Regions from separate parts of the Mus musculus genome. Here regions 1, 3 and 4 are each linked to region 2. Evidence: chromatin loops called from intact Hi-C (ENCODE). Cell type or tissue: heart. All regions are shown on one strand.

Region 1 (5,000 bases), 210 kb before region 2:
TTTTATACAGGATGCCACGGTTCCAGGAGACTTAAGTTTCCGTGAACTTTTCGACTCGGGACAGCGCCCAGGTTTTTGGGGCCTGTCACGCATGTCACTACTAGAGTGGATGTAGCAATATACAAAGGGCTCACACATGCTCAATGTGGGCTTATTTATCTCAATTATATGACAGAAATTTAAGGAACAGTTACCACTTCCAGGCTCTTTGTATGGTGTTGGGATTTATTTAAGGACCAGATAGAGCTGCTGGTCTAATAGGATTGAAGCATGTCCATTGAGACACACACACACACATACACACACACACTTTATGATTGTCCTATGGAGTGAGAAGAGACCTAAGAAACCTCATATTGTCCTATGAGGTGAGGAAGACAGTCATTAACAAAGCAAGCCCACTCCACAGGGTTTGGTAGAGTGAACCCTGGCACCAAGAGAGAAAACTGAATGGAGACTCATTGTAAGGCTGTATAAACACTCAGATCAGATGAGAAAGACCTCTGTCTCCCCATGATGAACACCATAAACAGTAAGTTTTCATGCCTGTCTCAGCATGTAGAGCGGATAGTTTGCTCTACATGAATTGCCATTTTTTAAAAAATGCTCAAACAGTCAAGGATAAAGTTTAGGAAACACCAGGGAAGACAAATGTTATATTGATTTGCAGACTATGATTATAGTCGCAAGCATTCTCCTGCAGATGACAAAACTTCATTCAACCAATGGGTGAATGAACAGCTTAAATAAATAAATCTGTGGCCTCCTTCACTGTCAGAGTCATGGAGAGCAAAACTGCATGGAGAGTCCATCTTACCACAGTCAGGATGTCAGCCATTAAGAAAATAAGAAGGGGGGGGGGGGGCTAGAGAGATGGCTCAGCAGTTAAGGGCACTGACTGCTCTTTCAAAGGTCCTGAGTTCAATTCCCAGAAACCACATGGTGGCTCACAACCATCTGTAATGAGATCCGATGCCCTTTTCTGGTGTGTCTGAAGACAGCTACAGTATACTCATATAAATAAAATAAATCTTAAAAAAAAAGAAAGAAAGAAAGAAAGAAGGAAGGAAGGAAGGAAGGAAGGAAGGAAGGAAGGAAGGAAAGGAAGGAAAGGAAGGAAGGAAGGAAGGAAGGAAGGAAGGAAGGAAGGAAAGAAGAAAGGAAGAAAGAAAGAAAAGAAGAAGGGGACAGAGAGATGGCTCAGTGGTTAAGAGCACTGATTGCTCTTCCAGAGGTCCTGAGATCAACACCCAGCAACCACATGGTGGCTCACAACCATCTGTAATGAAATCCAAATGTCTTCTGGTGTGTCTGAAGAGAGCGACTATTCTCACATACATTAAAAATTATCATCATCATCAAATTCTGGTGAGGTTAAAATGTGGACGAAAGGGAAGAATCATCAGTCTGGCCCTTATGGATAATGTAGGAGAGTTTCTCAGAAAAAAAGAGTCCATCTACCATAGGACCCACATATCACTCCTAGGGGTTCACCCAAGACTCCAAGTCAACACAGAACAGAGACATTTACCCAGCAATGCTTACTGCAGCATGACGTCAACAACTAAGTTATGGAAACAGCCTAGGTCTCCAGGAATGGAGGAATGGATAGAGATGTGAGATATATACATATATATTATAATATACATATATATACATATATATTATAATATACATCTAAGCACTCAGGAGGCAGACACGGGGACAGGTAGATCAAGGCCAACCTATATACATAGAGAATCTTACGTTAGCTAAGACCATCTCTATAGCAAGACCTTGTCTCAACAACAGCAAAGACAAGCTTAGGCTGGACTCTATAAAATATTCTAATCTAGTCTAATCCAGCAGTTTTCATGCTTACTGATCTCCAGACATCTTTCAGTCTTAAACACTCCTAACTACCGCCAAGAGTGCATCTGTGCTGGTGTATGGACCAACCACACCAGAAATTTGAAAGGTGCATTTTATTTAAAACAGGAGACCCACAAAATGCTAACATTGACATATTTTTTATGAAAAATTTTATTTCCACAAATCAAAATATAAATGAAGGAGAGCAATGTATATACCTTTCCAAGTCATTTGAACACCAATAAAAGGAAGATGCCAGGATTCTCCCAATTGCTCCAACCTGCATTCTCCTGTGGGTCTCACGGGTCACACAATCTCTGGAGAGTTCCTCTGTGTGATAGAGGACAGGAGAGCGAAAACAGCGCCTTAGTCGAGTTGTCGAAATTTGATCGTGTAGCAGGCACCCTTTGGGGTCTCTGCTGCTCTCTTTGAGAGCCATGGAAGGATCTAGAAGAATGTCTACTATGTAGCATTTATAGCCATTAAGCGTAGAGCTGGAGACATGAAGGTACTTTCCTAAAACTAGAGGAGAATTTCTCAGATGATAGCGGCACTAGAGTGGTGACCCAGACTACCGGATGCAGAGTTCTTCCTGTGTCTCAGCGCTTCGTGTAATCTTTGACCCAATTCTTATAATGGGACTCGGTTTTACTCATTTTTTTTTCCTCAGAAGGAGAAACAAGCAAGCAAAAAAAGCTCAGAGATGTAGTGCCAGTTGCCCAAGATCACACAGCCATAACTAGGATTCAAACTCGGAGCTGTGTGCTTGCGTTCCGGCTTAGTCTATCACGTGTACATCTGTGGCATAAAATGCCGTTTATGTTGAGCAGCCCGAAGAGGAAGGCTCATCTTAAAATGTGGGCCGTCATCTTCAGGAGCTTGAACAGGTGGGGTGCTCCACAGCGCTGAAGGGTCCAGGCTCTCCAGAAGTCTACCAGAGATGAATCTGGCTGCAGTTCCTCAAGTCTCCACGGGGGACACTGTAGTCATCATGAGAGAATTTGCCAGTCCATCAAAAAACCATTCCATCATAGTTCCCTAGGGACTCAAAATGCCACTGATCAATCCATCAAGTTCGCTAAATTTGCCTATTTTTTCAGAACCCGATTTTAAGGACAATTCTTATCAAACGTTAACGACTAAGACATATACTCTTTTTTTTTTTTTTAAATAAAGTCAGTGACAAGGATCCATCAGAACGCACTACTAATGTGCTCAGCGATAATACTCAGTAACTTTATATGTTTTGAATACTTTTATGATGAAATTATTCAAGGTGTTTTAATTACATCCAATATCCTGTTTAAGATATTCTCCAGGAGCAAGCAGTCGTACAAAGGCTAAAACAGCCTCCCGCAATATTTAGCTTCCGACAAATGGGGCTTACAGTGCTGCCAAGGAGTGTGTGTTCACTGAGTACATTTAAGATGAATTTATTAAGGCCATTTTCATATTCATTGAATATTAGAGCATCCATCTCCAAGTCCAGCAAGTTCAGCAAACCCGTGTGTTGCTGATCTGGCTTTTAGCCAGGTATCCATCTGTGGTGAGATACTCTGATTTCTGTGGAAGTCCAGGGAGTGTTAGATCCCACTTCAAAAGTCTTCACTTGGAGTTAACGCTTCAGAGGATAGGAAAATATGGTTATGATTAGGCTGGCCACCATGTGTGACCCTAGTTCCGGGGCATCTGACACCCTCTTTTAACCTTCCTGGGTACCTGAACATACACAGAACACATACACACACTCAGACACACACACACACCATTAAAAACAAAAACAGGATCCCTTTAATGAGGATAATGATAAAAAGACGGCTGAAGTGGCTTCCCCAAGGTCAATTCTTCAACCTAAGGAGGGGTGAGATTTGAACTTAGAATAGGAATTTTCCTCAGCTGGGAATTCTCACTCGGGCAGGGAAAGGCGTCATCTAAGGCAGATGGGGATTTGAACTCCAAGTCCGTAGTCCTGGTTACTGATTTGTTCGTTCTTCCCTCTCCCGACTCCCTGCAAAGATGGTCTTCCTAGATCATCGTTAACCAGCTTAGTTGGTGAGGTGCTTGCCTGGCAAGCTTTCGAACCTGAGTCCCATTCCCAGAAACCGATGTTTTAAAAAAGCTGGCTCAGGCTCGCAACCCCAACTGCTAAGGAGGTGGAAACAGGTGGATCCCAGTGGTTTGATAGTCAGGCAGCTCAGCCTGCTTGGTGACTTTCAGGTCACCAAGAGACCTCAAAACAAACAAATGGGGAGGGGGAGGGGTGCGGCGGGGGTAGGGAGCACTTGAAGAATTTCAATTGCAGCTGACCTAGGGCCTCCATAGGCATGTGCACATGTGTGCCCCACCCCCTCACCCCACCCAAATAAATTCTCACACATATACAGATGCAAGTTTAAAAAAATGAAAGATGAGCTGTGGTCCTGGTGAGCACTGATTGACAGGGACTTTGCATGAAGGCTTCTGGGAACTGAAGGGCAGGATTTGATGTGAGGGATTCTGGGAGCTGGAGGGCGGGGTTTCGATGTGAAGGATTCTGGGAGCTGGAGGGCAGCTTCGTGGCTATCCCCATAATTCGGGAAAGGAAGGGAAATTGTTGGGAATCAGGAGGGCAACCTCTTCTCCTTTCTCTGCTCCATGTTCAAACAAAGGTCACAGATATCTGGGTGACCTCCCTGTCTGTACATTTACCAAGTGGTCATGTGGAGCTCGCATAATGCCTTCTAAGGTGCTAAAAAAAAAAAAAAAACAAAATGGAAGGACCATAGTTAAGCCAGGGTAGATACAGCAGAAATTTCATGAGCCCCAAAGTATTCACTTTCTTCTTCTCTTGAAGAACAGGTTCTCTGTTTTTCCTCTTGAAAACATGCACCACATCTGCATCGCTGATAAATTAGAAAACATACTTTAAAACGTCCAATGAATCTACCCTTCCTTACACGGAAGCATCTTTGATGATACCCGTGTCTGTCTAGGGCTTTCGTTTCTATGGGGGTTTTAAATGGCATCATAGCGTTCATACACCATTTGTAAGCAGATGTGACTCATTCCTTGTGATTGTAAAGACTATTCCCCAACATGATGTGTGTGTGAATATGTGTTTCTGTGTACCTGTGTCTGTGTGTGTGTGCGTTTCTGTGGGTGCATGCTAG
Region 2 (5,000 bases):
GCACTTGGCGATAGCTCGAAAAGTTTTCAGTCAAGTACGTACCCCGAGCCACACCGCCCACCCTAAGAAAGCAAGGGGGTTTGCATAGGAGGTGCGGAGTCTGTAGGAGTGTTGTTCCCCGTCAAAAAATTCCTGTCCCTTTTCAACAGCCTCTCCCTTACACAAGCGATAATTTCTCATGTTCCGGCGTGAGATACCGGGTACGACGGGCTTAGTCCAGACACCCTGTTCCAGTTGCCTGCGTCCACCCGTCAAGATTCTGGGGCACAGGCAAGAAAAGGGGGGGGGACCTCCCAGTGTCCCTAACTCATGAACGAGGTCATTACCTTGGCATCGGCTTGCGGGCTGTGATACTGGCGACGATGATGCTCTCGGGACGCGGAGTGGCCACTGCTTTGAAGGTCCCTTTCCAGAACTTCTCAAACAGCTGTTTCTCGCCCTGCTGCAGGCTAGCCATCCTGAAAGCCCAAGGAGCCCGGGAGCCTGGGGCGCTGTCCGAAGTGCTGAAACGTGGATTACAAACCCGATGACACGCCCTGGGCTCCGGGGCGCTGTCCGCGTGAAACCCCCAAGGGGTGGGGTGGGGAGAGATCGGAGTTCAGGGCGGGGGATGGGATAGAACGGGACGTCTCGGGTTAGGCAGGCAGCGGAGAAAGAAGGTGGTTCCCCGGCTGGGTTCACCTCTTGGCTTGGCTCTGAGCTGCGCTGGGAGCAGGCTGAGCTCCGTGTCTTCGGCGAAGCAAAGCTAGCCGGCTTTCTCTACCGCGCAGAGAACAGAGAGGAGGCGACCGGGGCGTCTGCCGTGCGTGCGCGTGTGAGCTCCGGCGCGCCCGGGTTTTGTCTCTTGCACAATGTGACGTTGGAAGGGGAGGCTGGTCGCGCGAGCTGTACTTTCCTCCCTCCCCTTCTCCGTCTCCTCCTTCCCCAGCAACCCCTCCTTCTCTGGCTCAGCCTCCCGCCGCCATCTGCATAACAAAAGCCCGCAGGTCTGAGGAGGAGAAAGGGAGGGGCGAGCGCTTGTCTCTAAGGCCCCGTGGCCACAGAGTTGCGACTCTGACCCCTCTGAGAAGCGACCCCAACACCTCAAACAGAATCAAAAAGGAGATTCTTTCTCTTAGCCCTCACCCTTCCTCCATCGTCGCAGGCCTTCCCCTCAACCCTTACATGCGCACTCCCGGGCCTGGGCCACCTCCCTATCCTTTTGCAAGACTTGGGGAGCATCTTCCATTGAGGGAGCTACTAAAAAATGCCCCACCTATCCACCCACGCCAACCTGCCTTCACCCACCCCACTTCTGGGATGGACTGCCGAGGTCTGCAAAGTGTGTGTGTGTGGGTGCCCCTATGATTTTCTTTACGCCTGGGGGGCTCTTCCACCCCCCCACCCCGAAAATGCCATTTGACGGACAATCCGTCACCAGCGCGGTTTCTCGCCATCTGTCGAGCCGGCCCCCACCCGCAGAGGGGCGCAGCGTCACATCTGTGCTTGCGGCGCTATAAAGGATATCTCTTTTGTGCCTCGCAGCCGGCCTGCTTCGCGTCCCCGCTGCCAAAGCCCTCCAAAAGAACACCCCTCCCCCACCCCCCTGAGAACCCGCAGCCTGGGTGTGAAACAACAGTCCGATTTGGCAAAGAAAGACTGAGGGGGGAAGGGGGGGGAGGGCTTCCGAGGATTACAAGTAACTTTTTGGTCTTTCCATCTTCTTCCTCCCCCCTACTCTCCCAGTCCCAGCAGAGACTCAGAATCTCAAACTCCAGATGCGCAGGCAGTAGACAACAATGTCTCCCCGTTTTGCCGTAAGGGTCTTCTTAGGGAAGATATCTTAGTGAGATTTCCCCAGCCCATTTCTCCTCTGGAGCCTTTTAATACTTGGGAGTTTCACCTACCGCCAGGGTTTAAAAGTGAAACTCCTACAAGGAGCTTCTGCTAAGTCTTACAAACCTCCAAGCACTGACACCGGGTTCCACCCTGAAGGCAGAAAAAATTCTCTAATTTTTGTTGACCTAGTAGCAGTGGGGAGCGAAGACACCCCCACCCCCACCCCCAACATCAGTGCGAACTTTGTAAGTAAGTCCTTTGTAAGAGAATAGGAGGTACACGGAGGGGGGAGCAGAGTAGGGGAGAGGAGGACAGGATGGGGCAAGAGAAGCCGGGACACAGGAACAAGGAGTGAGCGTTGGCCTGGAAGAGGCTACAGGAGGAGTTTGTGTGTGATGGCTGTGTGTGATGGCTGTGTACCGGTTTAGGAGCGCCAAGCGCTCACTCCGCAGTGACCCCTTCTGGTCAGTAACTAGAAGTGCATTTTGTTGGCTTTTAAAGGGAGTAGCAGAGATTAGGAGGTGGGATGGGGTTGGGGCTGGGAGACTTGAGGACAGAGGAAAGTAAACCAGGGAGTGAACTTTCCATGTCCTGATCCCCTGCATTCAAATTCCTCATTCTTAGATTGCGTCTAGGACCTAGCAACCCTTGGATGGCTGTCACTTTAAAAGCCATCGAGCTGTCTTCCCTCTTAGCCTTGACTATTTAAAGAGAGAGAAAAAAAAAACAGTAATCAGGTCTGGGAGAGCACTCTGGGAATAAGAGGCATACAAGACTGGAGCTAGGCAAAGTCTACAAGATGCCAATGAGCCCATGCTTCGAAGCAGACAGTGCTGTGGTTTCCAAGTTGTGTGCCTCCTCGAACAAGCTCAGGGCTTAGCACCCAGACTTTCAGCGAGTGACCTCAGTTGTTGTATTAGTAATTGTCTTGTTACTGTGAGCAAATCCCTGATAAGAAGCAAACTAGGGGACGAAGGCTTTATCTGGCTCAGGGTTTGATTGAGTCCATCATGGCGTGTGGGTTGGGGACGGGGAAAGCATAGGAACCTGATGGTCCTGTTACACCGTGGTAAGAAGCCGAGGGAGATGAAAGTTGCCGCTCATCTTTTTTGGATCCTTTTTACAAAATCTGGAACAACAGGTCCATCTCTACTCAAAGCGTGTCGGGCTATTTGTCTGACTCGCCGCTGGGATGCCCAAATGCCGCTTGAAAGCCACTCTGGGGAGGCAGAACACTGTCAGTAATAGGGCTCCCAGCCTGTGATTTCCCAGATGAGGATGTGAAACAGCGGGGTTTGGGACAGATGCTGTGGGGTTTGGGACGGATGCTGTGGGGTTTGGGACGGATGCTGTGGTTCCCTATCTGCTGTGTTCTCAGAGTTGCATCAGACCTCGGGGAGTTGGGAACAGGGGTCCATGGGTACCAGGACAGGGGTGGAATCCGGTTTGGTTTTGAGTGAATGCCAAGAGTCCGGATGGGTTGGAAGAGAGAAGGCCTTCTCTGGGAGATTTAGGTGCGAGTCTTTGTGACCAAGACCTCCCCCTCCTCAGCCCTGGGCAATCTCGATGAAGGACCTTGCTTGTCCAAACTGCTTTATTTGACGGCGGATGTGAACGTATACATCTTACTCGGGGTGAAGGAGGGATTAAATACTTTTTGCAGGAAGAAATGTCCAGGAAGGGAAGCTCACTGGCTAAACACACCTGACCTATTTAAATACCTCATTAGCATGGAGAACTCCGGGTTTTTATGCTACATGACCGATTCTCAAGGTCCTCTCAGTGGGGCATCATGGTTACATGTTCCAGATCAGGTAGTTTGGCAGGGAGCTGGCCTCACATCTTCTCAATTCTGAGGTTTCCTGGGGTTTGCAGCTTGCTCAACCTTACCAGTTCTTCTGTCTGGTGTCACAGTCCCACAAAAGTGGGTCTTCCCTTGTCAGTTAACTTTCTGGAAACATCTTTATAGAAAGAGAGATACATTTCCACAGTGCTTCAAGTCCAGTCGAGTACACAAGGAAGAACTCTCCCTTCTTGCCAAAGCTTCCATTTCAATATCTTACATTACATTTCTTGGGTGATAACCCAGTATCACCAGAGCAGCCTTGCATGGTATTTCACAAAGACCGAATATTCTGGGTTTAAATAGACTGGCTTCGGGGATTAACAGAGTCAACTGGACGGGCAGGCTACAAAGCAGTCTATGGAAACTAGTTTAGTAAAGAAAATCAATTATTATCAGAGGCTAAAAGCACAGCCTCTAGAATCAGATGGAGCTGGGCGTGGTGCACAGATCTGCTACTTTTTAGGCAGATGACCTTAGGCAAGGAACTAACTCCTGCCTCAATTTTTCTACCCTCCCCATCCTAAATGGAGACATTAAAACATATTTCACATGATTCTTGTGAGGGTTACATGATTTAAACATTAGGGCTGGTTTCTCTGATAGAACTCAAAGCCTCATTCCTTTGTCATTGTATACAGTAGAGCCATCTCTGTCTCCCTCACAGTGTGCCTGCTTGCTGCCTCCCCAGGGGCTATGCCAAGAGCTGATACACATCAGCGTGTTGGTTAGTGAACAGTGAGCACACACCCGTGACACAACTGGTATTTACCCTCTGTGTGCCATCGCTGGAAGACATTGCTAATTCTGACTCGAACTCCTGGGACCAGACCTCAGAATCCTTCCCAAAACCCACTTCTGGATAGAGTTCCCGGGTAAGTTAAAACTGGCACTCTTTGTATAAAAATCTACTTCCATCCACTCCTTCAGGATGCTTCTGTCCCCGATGGTGGTATCTTTTCAGTTGTGGAAGGACAGATGGGGCAAAAGGGACTCTGCTTACACCCACGAATTCCTCATGAAGATGAACAAAGCACCCTGAAGGAGGGCAGCATCTCACTTGTTATTTTACAAACTAAGAAATCAGTGGAATGGGTTAAGCTTCTACTTTCTGTGCATGTGTATATGTATGCACATTCGTGTGTGTATGTGTGTGCGTGTGTGTGTATTGCTTGTGTGCATGTAACATGCGGCGGTCAAAAGCAACCTCAGATGTCACTCCTTAGATGACATCAATCTTTTTACTGTGTTTGTTTGTTTGTTTGTTTGTTTACTAGCAGGGGTGACTCACTGGCCTGTAACTCTCCAAATAGCCCACCCTGCGCACGGGGGACCTGAA
Region 3 (5,000 bases), 360 kb before region 2:
CCCGGGTCTGTTACTTAAATCGGACTGCTACTGAGTGAGCCACGTTCCCTTCCAGAGCCTCAGTTTCCCCATCTGTTCAATGGAGCTCCTGCTAAGCCTACCAGCGACATTCACCTCTTCCCTACCCATTATCCCAAGGACATTCCTACTCAGACACGTGATGTTACCTGTCTGTGCCACATTGCAATCCCATCTTATAAGGGATCAGTGGAGACTTTAGTGGAGAGGATGCGCGCCACGGTGAACAAGACACTGTCGAGTGGCAAAGCCTGGGCATGGCACTGGGCTCAAGTGACATCAGAGCAACTTCTCTGTGTGAGAGGGTTGTCACTATGTAGCCCAGGCTTGACCTGAACTCATGATCTTCCTGCCTCACCCCCCACACCTCCAGTGCTGGGATTACAGGCACACACCACCATAGCCTGCATGTGTTCTTAATGACACTAGTCTCTCTCCCCCGATAGGATAGGGTCCTGTATCACATAGTAGGGACTAGCTGTTGATCTAAAAATAGCTTATCCTCTGAATTTCTGTCTATAAGGTAGAAAATCGGCACAATCTGTTGAAGGTCATGGTCAGAGGACCAATCTTCTAAGTCTGTGTTTTATGGAAGGATGTTCTAAACTCATCTTTGTCAGACCTGAGACTCTGATCTTCTGGAATCAGATTAAGATGGGAATGAATTCTGCTAAATGTGCTGGGAGTTGATACAGACATCAGGGAACAGCTGGGAGGTTCCCCGGAGCTGTGAGGGGGAGGGGAGGCTGTTTGAAAAGACAGAGATTTCTTGCAGAACCCAGGATCACCTGCTCAGAGATGACCCACCCCACCTACAGTGGGCAGGGACTTTGCAAATCAATCATTAATCAAGAAAATGCGCCCCTGCGGGACCCCCCCCCCCCCCGGCACTCATGCCTACAGGCTAATCTTATAGAGGCCTTTTCTTAATTAAGCTCTCCTTTTCCTAGGTAGGGTCGAGGTTTGTGTCAAGTTGACAAGAGACAAACAAACAAATAAAAACTAACAATCAGAGCCACATAAAGGGTACCTGGGACACACCGGTGAGGGGCATGAAGGACCTTGGCCACAGCACACGCTACAAAGTGAAATATGAATTTTTCTGTTGAGTTCAATTCATCACAAACCTCTTTGCCCAGGGCCGGTGGCCCTCCCCTTCCCCCACCTTCTTATGAACCCAGGGGACATGCCGTCACGCCTGGACATTGAAGGAGAGGAGAGAAGTGACAGAAGAGGGGACTGTCTTCTTGATGTGTGGTGGTGGGGAGCTATAAGGGAGTTCCTGTTTAGAACACGGAGTTTTGGGGGTGGTAAAGGGCCATAGCCCTGGGGAGGAAAGAAGCCCCTGCTGTCTGCGTTCTGAGCTCTCCTTGCTGTTTCAGACTGTGAGGAGAGACAGCTGACCGTGGGGGTACTTATTAATTATGAAGGGGACATGGTACTGCTAATGTGGTAAGGTTTGCAGATGCCAAGGGGTCAAGCTGGCCATGCGGGGACAGGCATGTTCCATGTGCCCCTCATGTGCGGACCTACTGTGTATCTGTGGAGCATCCTTCCTTCTTCTCTGTCCCAGCTTCAATGGTTTAGTTTTACCGCCCCCACCCCCGCAAGGAATCCTCCTCACCTCACGGGCATCCTTACTCCTACCTTGCCAAAAGGGAACCACAGGACCCAGAGACAGGGTGACTTCCTCAAGGTCAGGAAGACACCGGTATGGAGCGCAGCCTCCTGCTCCTGTGACCCTCATCTGACACAGGAGTCAGCGAGCTGTGACCTTCTGTACTGGGACGTGGCTAAACCCTCGTGGAAAACTGTGGCCTGTGGTAGCTTCCGGCTCCGACAGCTGCCCCTAGTGATCGTCTTACTTCCTAAAGATTTCTTCAAGCTGTCTTCCTTCCACGCCTGGCGGCAGTCTCCATCTCCATCACTGCCAGCCGTAGACAACACACAAACACACACACACACCCTTGCTCCTCCTGTTCCTTGTCCCTGCAAGCTATCAGGGCTCCAAAGCAGTGCCTGCCTGGTCTTCATCGGACACCGTGAGAAACTCCATGCTTGGTACAGGGAGCTTAACCAGGCTTACCAAGCAGAGATTCCTGCCACTATGTCACGAGTACTTGGGGCTTTTACCCACGGAATCATGTCACCGCGAGTTAAAAACAAAGAATTCTAGAGAGCGTATGAGAATATTTCCAAACTAGACAGCTGGGTAACTAACTACAAAGGGCTTCCAGGTCAGCAAGGGCAGCGAGGTGAAGATGTACCGGTAGGTGGCACTAGAAGCCATGGCTTTCGATCAAATTCCATTTTCTTTTGATCTGCCTCTCTCAGCTCTCTGCTTGATTGAAATGGAAATCGGCTGCCGGCTCCTGCAAGTCCCCCACCAGCCAGAGACTAAGACCCGTGCCAACAGCCCGTTCGCCAGTTTAAAAAGATAACAAACCATGCTTGTCTGAAAGACCAGCTATGGGCTGGAGAGATGGCTCAGGAGTTAAGACTTGCTATGAGGGATCAATGGTACAGCCGTCAGATGCTGGTAACCAACCCAAGTCTCAGTGAAGGGCTCAGGGATGTCCTTCATAACCCTGGATGAGCTTAAGGAAATAGGTTCTAGGATAGAGCTTAAATTCCACGCGTCGGGGAATGCACTAAGATTTTGAGGGAGCAAAGTAAAGACTGGTTGGAGCACCCTGGTCCAGTCTCATCAGAGAAATTTTTCTGTAATTGATTAGCAATGTCTGGCACAGCCCCTGGAGGAATCAGCACACTCAAGGGTACATGAGAGCCATAGGCAGCCTGATCAAGGAAGCAAGGGCTTCTACTCCATTGCCAGCCTTAAAGACTGGCTGGAGCACCCCGAGATCCGGTCTCATTAGAGAGATTTTTCTGTAACCAATTAGCAATGCCTGCCACGGCTCCTGAGGGGGAACCGGCACACACTCAAGGATACAGGATAGCCAGCCTGATCACCCTCAAACTGTGAGCCCAAAGAACGCCTTCCGTCCTTGGATTGCTTCAGCCAAGAACTAGCCCAGCCTACCAGTCATAGCCAGCTTCTCAGCCTTGACTTTCCTATGGAGAGCATCTAATCGTACATACGGGAGCTGACCCTACGCTGCTGGTGAGTAGAAGAAAACTAAGGGACAAAAGAGCTGGCCAGAGCTGGTTAGAGTGTGACCACAGAGCTCCTGGGGTGGGATGTCTCAGGTGCCTTCCTCAGGATGGCACTTTATGCAGACCTCATTAGGAGACATGGAGATCACCGAGGATAGCCCAGGTCTGCTACTGCTGCTGCAGGGTTAGGCTGCAATCAATCCAGCCTGTGCTTCCTGAATGCTGAGATTCCAGCCGCACTCTTGAGAATACTGTGTGGGCTCAGGATTCTCACAGTGGGCTGTGGTGGAGGACATCACATCGAGTGTCTCGGGAAGCAGAGGCCTGAGCTGATCAATCGAAGTGGCTGTAGGTGACTCTCCCTCAGTGGGGGCGGTGTCATGCAGACACCACACACCGCTCACAGAGCTTATGTCAAACTGAAAGCCAGCAGCTGATCTCTGGCCTTTCCACTCTCCCCTCCCCTTCCCATTCCTGAAGTAGGCCTAGAAAGCTAGAACTCTTGATTGCCAAGCCATAAAACCTAGAAAAGGTGCCTCCACGTGCTCCAGCAAGTTCCTCCCTTGTGTGATAAGTGTTCTGCCTCATACCTGTGTGTGTGTCTTTTGTAAGAGAGAGAGAGAGAGAGAGAGAGAGAGAGAGAGAGAGAGAGAGAGAATCTGAGTAGTCCTAGCTGAAACCTTAACACTATTTCTTAACATCTGTCATTCTTTCTCTCCTGCCCCCGACACCCACCCCCACGATCTGTTTCTTTCATCAGAAACACACATTTTCCCCGGGGCCTTCGGGCCATCATTAAGAAGACTCAGTGTCAGGGAAAAAGCAGGTTTCCGCAGACTCTGTGCCTGCCTCCTGTTGGTCCTTCCTTGCCACAGTCCATGCATAGCTGTGGAGACCAGTGACCAAAACGTGCCACTTTTCTTCCCTCCGTGGGCAATTCAGATGGAGGATGCTGCCAGCAGGAGCTGGGTATAAGAGTATGACTGGAGACTGGGGCGCAAGTGGTGGTGTGTCACTCAGGTTCTTCTGACGACCTAACACACAGAAGAACACACCTGAAGCTGGCAATGCTGTGCGGAGGCCGTGGGAGGTCACGCTAGCAAAATCAATTTAGGAGTGGGGAGCCCAGCCAAGTACTGAATAGACAGTGGTGAAGTCCATTTCATTAAATTAAAAAAAAAAATCAACATAGGTTTTTCTAAATGGCTTAAAAACAGATGAGGGGGGGGAGCGTGAAAGGGGGGGCGGGGAACATGTCACTCCTATCTTGCCAGAAAGTTGTTCACATTCTTCTCTGGAGATGACTAAAGTTGCCAAGTTTTGTAGCTACTTCTAGAGAGAGTTTACATAAATGCACACAAGCACACATACACACATGCATGCATGCAGGCAGGCAGGCATACATGCATACATACACAGAGTAACATTTGTCATGTAAGAATGAGGAACTGAACCCACAAAAAAGTGCTGGCTGCGGCACACGCCTGTAACACCAGCACTTGAGAGGTGAAGATGGGGGCTGGAGAGATGGCTCAGTGGTTAAGAGCACTGTCTGCTCTTCCAGAGGTCCTGAGTTCAATTCCCAGCAACCACATGGTGGTTCACAACCATCTGTAATGGGATCTGTTGCCTTCTTCTGGGGTGTCTGAAGACAGTTACAGTGTACTCATATAAATAGATTTTAAAAAGTAGTAGTAGTAGTAGTAGTAAAGATATGGGCTCCCAGCCTACCTAAAGCAGTGAGCTCCAGATTCAGGGAGAGGCTCTGCCTCACAAAAATAAGGTGGAGAATGATTGAGGGAGATACCCAAGGTTAATCTCTAGCCTCCACATACATGCATAGACACAGAGGAAAACACACACAC
Region 4 (5,000 bases), 100 kb before region 2:
TAGAAGGCGTGGTTTCAGACAGTGAGGGGTTGGCTCCTTAGGGTCTGCAGAGCCCTTGGAAGGAGCTGGGTTCTCACTTCAGTGGGCTCTAAGCAAAGGAGTAATGATCTGACTTCGATATTAAAAAAAATCTCTTCTGGCCCTCATTCAGTGGAGACAGCAAGGGAGCTGGCAAGATATAGGGGGAGCAGTGGGCGGGGCAAGACATAGGGCGAACAATGGGCGGAGCTAGACAGAGGGAGAGCAGTGAGCAGAGTGAGACAGAGGAAAACGGTGGGCAGAGCTGTTGCTGTTGCTGCCTTCAGGCCTGGCAGGGCCCGGATTCTCAGACAGTCACGGCAGAATCAACGGGGTCTGCATATGGATTGGAAATGGGGCATAAAAGAGAGGTCAAAAGTCACCCCAAAGTGTGTGACCTGGGCTGTCTCTCACGGAGCTGGGAGGGTAGAGTCAGGTGTGTGTGAAGGGTTCTCTGGAGCTCAGTCTTGGAGCGACACCTTATTAGGATCTATGAATGACACGCCACACTAGGTTTCGTTGTGGCGGTTTTTTATACATAATATATTTTGACTATGTTCACCACCATCGCCGTCTCTCAACCTCCTGCCAGTCTGGCTGATCCTTTCTTCAACCAGTCACTCCAGCGGCACTCTCATATCTTTTTATTTACTTCCTTTGGCGATCCAGCGAGTCTCATTACAGTATTACAGAAGCATGGGCCTCTTGCCAGTCACTACACCACTGAAGAAAAATATCTCTCCCTTCCCTGGCCGCTGCTAACTGCTTATGGATCTTCAGGGAGAGATGTGCCTTGTGAGCCAGTCCCCCAAGTGTTATTTTGAGATGCCAGTTAGATACCCACAATGGGCTGGGCAGCGGGCAGCAGGAAATAGGAGCTTGGATGTCAGGCGACACATAGGAACTGGGAAATGCATCTGAGAGATGCTGCATTCAGTACAGTAAAAGCAAGGGTTGGACCATCTGGCGTTGAGGTGGAGCATCTGGCTGGACTTTGGTGGGGACAGGACAGGGAGGGAGCTTTGAGGTCATCCTAGAGGAATTTGGGGATAATAAAATATCTCTGTAGGAGTGCTCCATCTGGATGGACCTTAAGATACGCTCACAAAGCACAGAAAGGTCCAGCTCCCCCATTTAGATGCATACATTCATTCATCCAACCATTCATCCATTTATGCATCCCCTCACTCTCCTGCTAACCCTGTCATTTTGCTTTCAGTAGACCCAGACATGAGTCCTTTCCTTAAGTTTGAAGTCCAGCAGGAGAGACGGGGCTCTGCATACAATAAATCATTCCACACAGGAGGAAAACATCCAAGAAAGGAAGCTAGCAGGGAGGAGAGGAGTCAGTCTTCAGGAAGCAAAGGCAAGTGGGTGCAGGAGGCCAAGTCTGGTCCAGGAGGATGTTGAAGAGGCTAGACAGGAGCTGTCAGAGAATCAGACTGATTGTTCACCAGCTGCGTGGCCTGGCCCAGTCCCTTCCTTCTTGCTGAAAGTGCAGTCGCCTGGCAGAGCTGCCCCGTAGGGAACAGAAGAGACAACATGTGCCCTGTGCTCAGACACCGCCTGGCTCTTGGTGGCACTTTCAAGCTTGCCTCTGGGGAAACACTCATTGCTGATTTGGATGGCTTTCCCTGAGAGAGCCGGAGGAGGAGAGGGAGGAAGGTTGGGGTGCCATTGGGGGTATGTTGAAAAGCTTCATGCCAGGTTAGCTTTGGTGCCCACCAAGAAGTGTGTCTGGTTCGGCACCTGTCAATACCATGTGTTACATTCTTCAGTGTGTCCTGGCTTCTCTCTTAATAATTCAAGGATGGGTGAATTGTCCTCTCTTTCCAATCAGGGCTAACTACTGAGCTCCTGCAGGAAGAGAAATCCACACACACACAAACAAACACACACACACACACATACACATAATACATATGTACACACATGTGCACATGCACACCTACCCACAAACACACACATGCACACATGTGTATGCACACATACACACATGCACACATACACACACGTACATATATATGTACATACGTGTGCACATGCACACCTACCCACAAACACACACATGCACACATGTGTACGCACACATACACACATGCACACACATATACATGCACACACACAGACACACACATGCACATGTACACACATGAATGCACACACATGGACAAACACACATGCACACAACACCCCCACACATGCATGTACATGCACACAGAGACACAAGCATGCGTGTAAGCACACACATGTACACGTATGTCGCACATCCACCTCCCTACTCACACACATATACACTTATGCTGCCCCAGACTGTATGCAGTTGGGGACAACATTCTTAACAAGCAGAGGACAAGCAGCTGCAGAAGCCTACAGAGAGGACAGAGCAGACAAGCCACTAATCTCGTTGGCAGGCGGCAAGCAGGCAGCGAGCTCCGAGGACTGGGCTCGTTAGTTTTAAAATAACACAGCAGAGAACCAAGATAAAGGGTTTCCATGGGGGAAGCTGTCAGATACCATGTCTCACATGCCAGAGACACTGGAGGGACCACTGGTCCCTCTCCCTGAGTTGTCTGTATCACTAGATCCCTGTGTCAGTGTTTGTCAGAGCCAAGTCGGCTCTGAGAACACTGGGCTCAAGCACTTTAAGCTTATATAGTCCCTGTGGACAGTGATGGGGGCAGGGGCAAAGCCGAGCTCATCAGCTCTGCAATGGAGTGGGTACCGCTGCTCAGTCAGACTCCTGGTTCTTCCTGAGCTGTCTTCTTCCATGCTGTCCTGCGGACACAACCCTTCTGTCCTGAAGTCACTCCCACCATCCGTCAGTCAGGCATGCTCTGCTCCTCGCTCCTCCGTTCTTGGATCTTCTATCTAAGACAGACCCAAGGCTCTTCTCTACTGAATGCAAAGCGACCGTGAAGACTGCGGTTGTCTGGGGCTGTCATAGATGTGATGTGTTGGTCTGGATGTTAGGATTACCTGCCGTCTAAGGGGGTGGTGATATGCGTAGCAAGTTTCTGAACACTGAGTAAATGACTGATGCGTGTTTTTGTTGTTGCTGTTGTTGTTGGGTTTGGGGGATGGGGATGAGGAGGGTGATGACGGTCATGGTGGTGATGGTTGGACCATGAAAGGCAGTCTGTGTTCTGGTTGAGTGAGACTTACTCCGGAGACCCAGTAGAAAATTCTACAAGGGACAGAACCATAAGCTATGCCCCCAGACACAAATGCCTGACACCACAAGCCCTCAACTCCATCATGCTGTAGCTATCAGTCACACAGGCAATGCTCTAAGCTCCTGGTATTCTGGCTCGACTCCACACCCACAGTTACCTGGCAACAGCCAGGTATGCCCCGCCTCACAGTTACCTGGCAGTAAAAGGAGCTGCTTGTCCCCTCCTCTCTCTCTTGTCTCTCTTAAGCTCTTGTTTTCTTACTCTCACTTCTCCCTCTCCTCCCCTTCCTTCTCTCTGTCCATGAGGCCATGGATGGCCTCTACTTCTTTACCTTCTCTCTCTCTCTCTCTCTCTCTCTCTCTCTCTCTCTCTCTCTCTCTCTCTCTCTCTTTTCTACTATAAAACTCTAAAACCATGGACAACCTCCTATCATCTAGATTCGCCATGCTGGATCGATGGATTAGACCTTCCCCTAAAGAGCCCCATCTAATCTCTCACAGGAAGGCTTCTCGGCATTTCCAGCTGCCAGACCGGACCAAGGACTCTCGCCTGTGTGGGAACCACCCAGCATCTTTCTCCTCTGCCCCTTCTCCCTTCGGCCCTGGGGCTGACCAAGCTGCCCCTGGGGCCCCCACTTTGTTCTCAGCTCGTCCTCAACATCCAGCAGAGTCTGGGATGTCTGAGACTGAGAACCTGTCGTCTCTGGCCTCCATGAGGCCCAGAGACATCATAGCCAGCTCTCCCATGGTTCTCAGCAGTCTGTGGTGCCCAAGAGTCAGAGCCAAGTCTGTGCCTTCCCCACGTCCCCCCGGAGGGGGGTCCGGCGGCCTAACACGACCCGATGCCCATCCAGCGGCGGTTCCATGGGGTCCTACATCAGTCTCCCAAGTCTACCTGTCCAGTCTCCCCGAGCTCTGGTGGGAATCGAGTCTCTCCTACCCCCTTATTTTCCCACATCCGGCACCTGGCAGGTGATGATGGTGATGATGATGGTCATAGTGATAGTGGTGAGGGTGATGATGACCGTGAGGATGCTGAGGATGCTGACCCTGATGCTGACAGTGATAACAATGGCAGGATGGATACATGTTGTGGCCATTCCATACCAACCCCACCAATCAGCAGAAAGCTTTCAGAAGATTCCACCTCCATTGCCCGGAAACCAATCACCAGTGTGCTCTCAAATCACCCTTTCTCTCAATCCATCCTTTGTCTACACCATGCTCTCCTCCCTGTAGAAGAAAGGGAACCCTGGGGAAAGCCAGTGTCTAGCTTTGCATGGCAGTAGCCATTTCTCAACTCCGGCTCAGGCATCGGGTCCTCTCACTCATGGGAGTAGCTCCTCCACACCGTTTCTGAAGATGCAACTGTTGGCAAAGGTCTGTTCCTCCGTGGAGATGTTTTATCAGCCTTTTAAAAGTCAAACCCATTACCCGAGGATTGTGAGTTTATTAGGGAAGTTCATCTTTATTAGGTAGCCAGACTCACGATCACCTCCCATTGAATTTTATGGGCTCTCTCCTTGGCCCCAAAGGGATTTCAAACGTGTGTACATGTGTGTGTGCATTTGTGTGTACGTGTACTGGGACACCTTAGGAAAGCTCCCTCCTGCACGTGTATGAGCAGCCATCTCTTAAAGCTCCGTGGCTTCTCAACTGATAACAGGTAGGAATTTAACAGTCAGAAGCCACCAGGGCTTTGGGATCAAGCTGACTGGAGCTTAAAGCTGGTCCTGCTGTTTTCCCCGCTGTGATCTTGGATGAGCCCTCTCACGTCCCTGGCAACATGGAGATGATTACGGTGTCT

The links. Hi-C counts contacts between places; a loop is a spot of excess contacts. Peaks named below come from ENCODE experiments on the same cell type or tissue, not always from the same donor. Only the 100,000 strongest peaks of a DNase experiment are listed, where the experiment ranks them.
Region 1: it touches region 2 in a loop (4-fold over the local background); 4 of 42 quality-filtered maps call a loop at or near these places.
Region 3: a loop joins it to region 2, with 8 times the contacts of the local background. A loop is called at or near these places in 13 of 42 quality-filtered maps.
Region 4: a loop joins it to region 2, with 2.5 times the contacts of the local background. A loop is called at or near these places in 3 of 42 quality-filtered maps.

What each region holds. Positions count from the first base shown.
Region 1 is chr5:116,383,397-116,388,396 of GRCm38, forward strand. No RefSeq gene overlaps it. Among named protein-coding and RNA genes, the nearest start is that of Gm36841, 21 kb to the right of the region's middle. In heart, a CTCF peak has its summit at 2,819; no DNase peak of the experiment used is centred here.
Region 2 is chr5:116,591,008-116,596,007 of GRCm38, forward strand. Srrm4 (serine/arginine repetitive matrix 4) reads right to left here and starts at 810. Exons shown (of 13, transcript NM_026886.3): 1 at 327-810. The coding sequence starts at 457. In heart, a CTCF peak has its summit at 2,280 (motif pointing left); no DNase peak of the experiment used is centred here; H3K4me3 peaks cover 2,004 bases; H3K27me3 peaks cover 4,398 bases.
Region 3 is chr5:116,229,675-116,234,674 of GRCm38, forward strand. All of the region lies in intron 1 of Ccdc60 (coiled-coil domain containing 60), which reads right to left. It overlaps Gm36502 (a long non-coding RNA gene), which reads left to right and starts at 2,396. Exons shown (of 4, transcript XR_001784946.1): 1 at 2,396-3,142. In heart, a CTCF peak has its summit at 2,285 (motif pointing right); no DNase peak of the experiment used is centred here; H3K4me3 peaks cover 366 bases; H3K27ac peaks cover 336 bases; H3K27me3 peaks cover 283 bases.
Region 4 is chr5:116,489,602-116,494,601 of GRCm38, forward strand. All of the region lies in intron 1 of Srrm4 (serine/arginine repetitive matrix 4), which reads right to left. Among named protein-coding and RNA genes, the nearest start is that of Srrm4os, 53 kb to the left of the region's middle. In heart, no CTCF peak of the experiment used is centred here; no DNase peak of the experiment used is centred here; H3K4me3 peaks cover 566 bases; H3K27ac peaks cover 564 bases; H3K27me3 peaks cover 243 bases.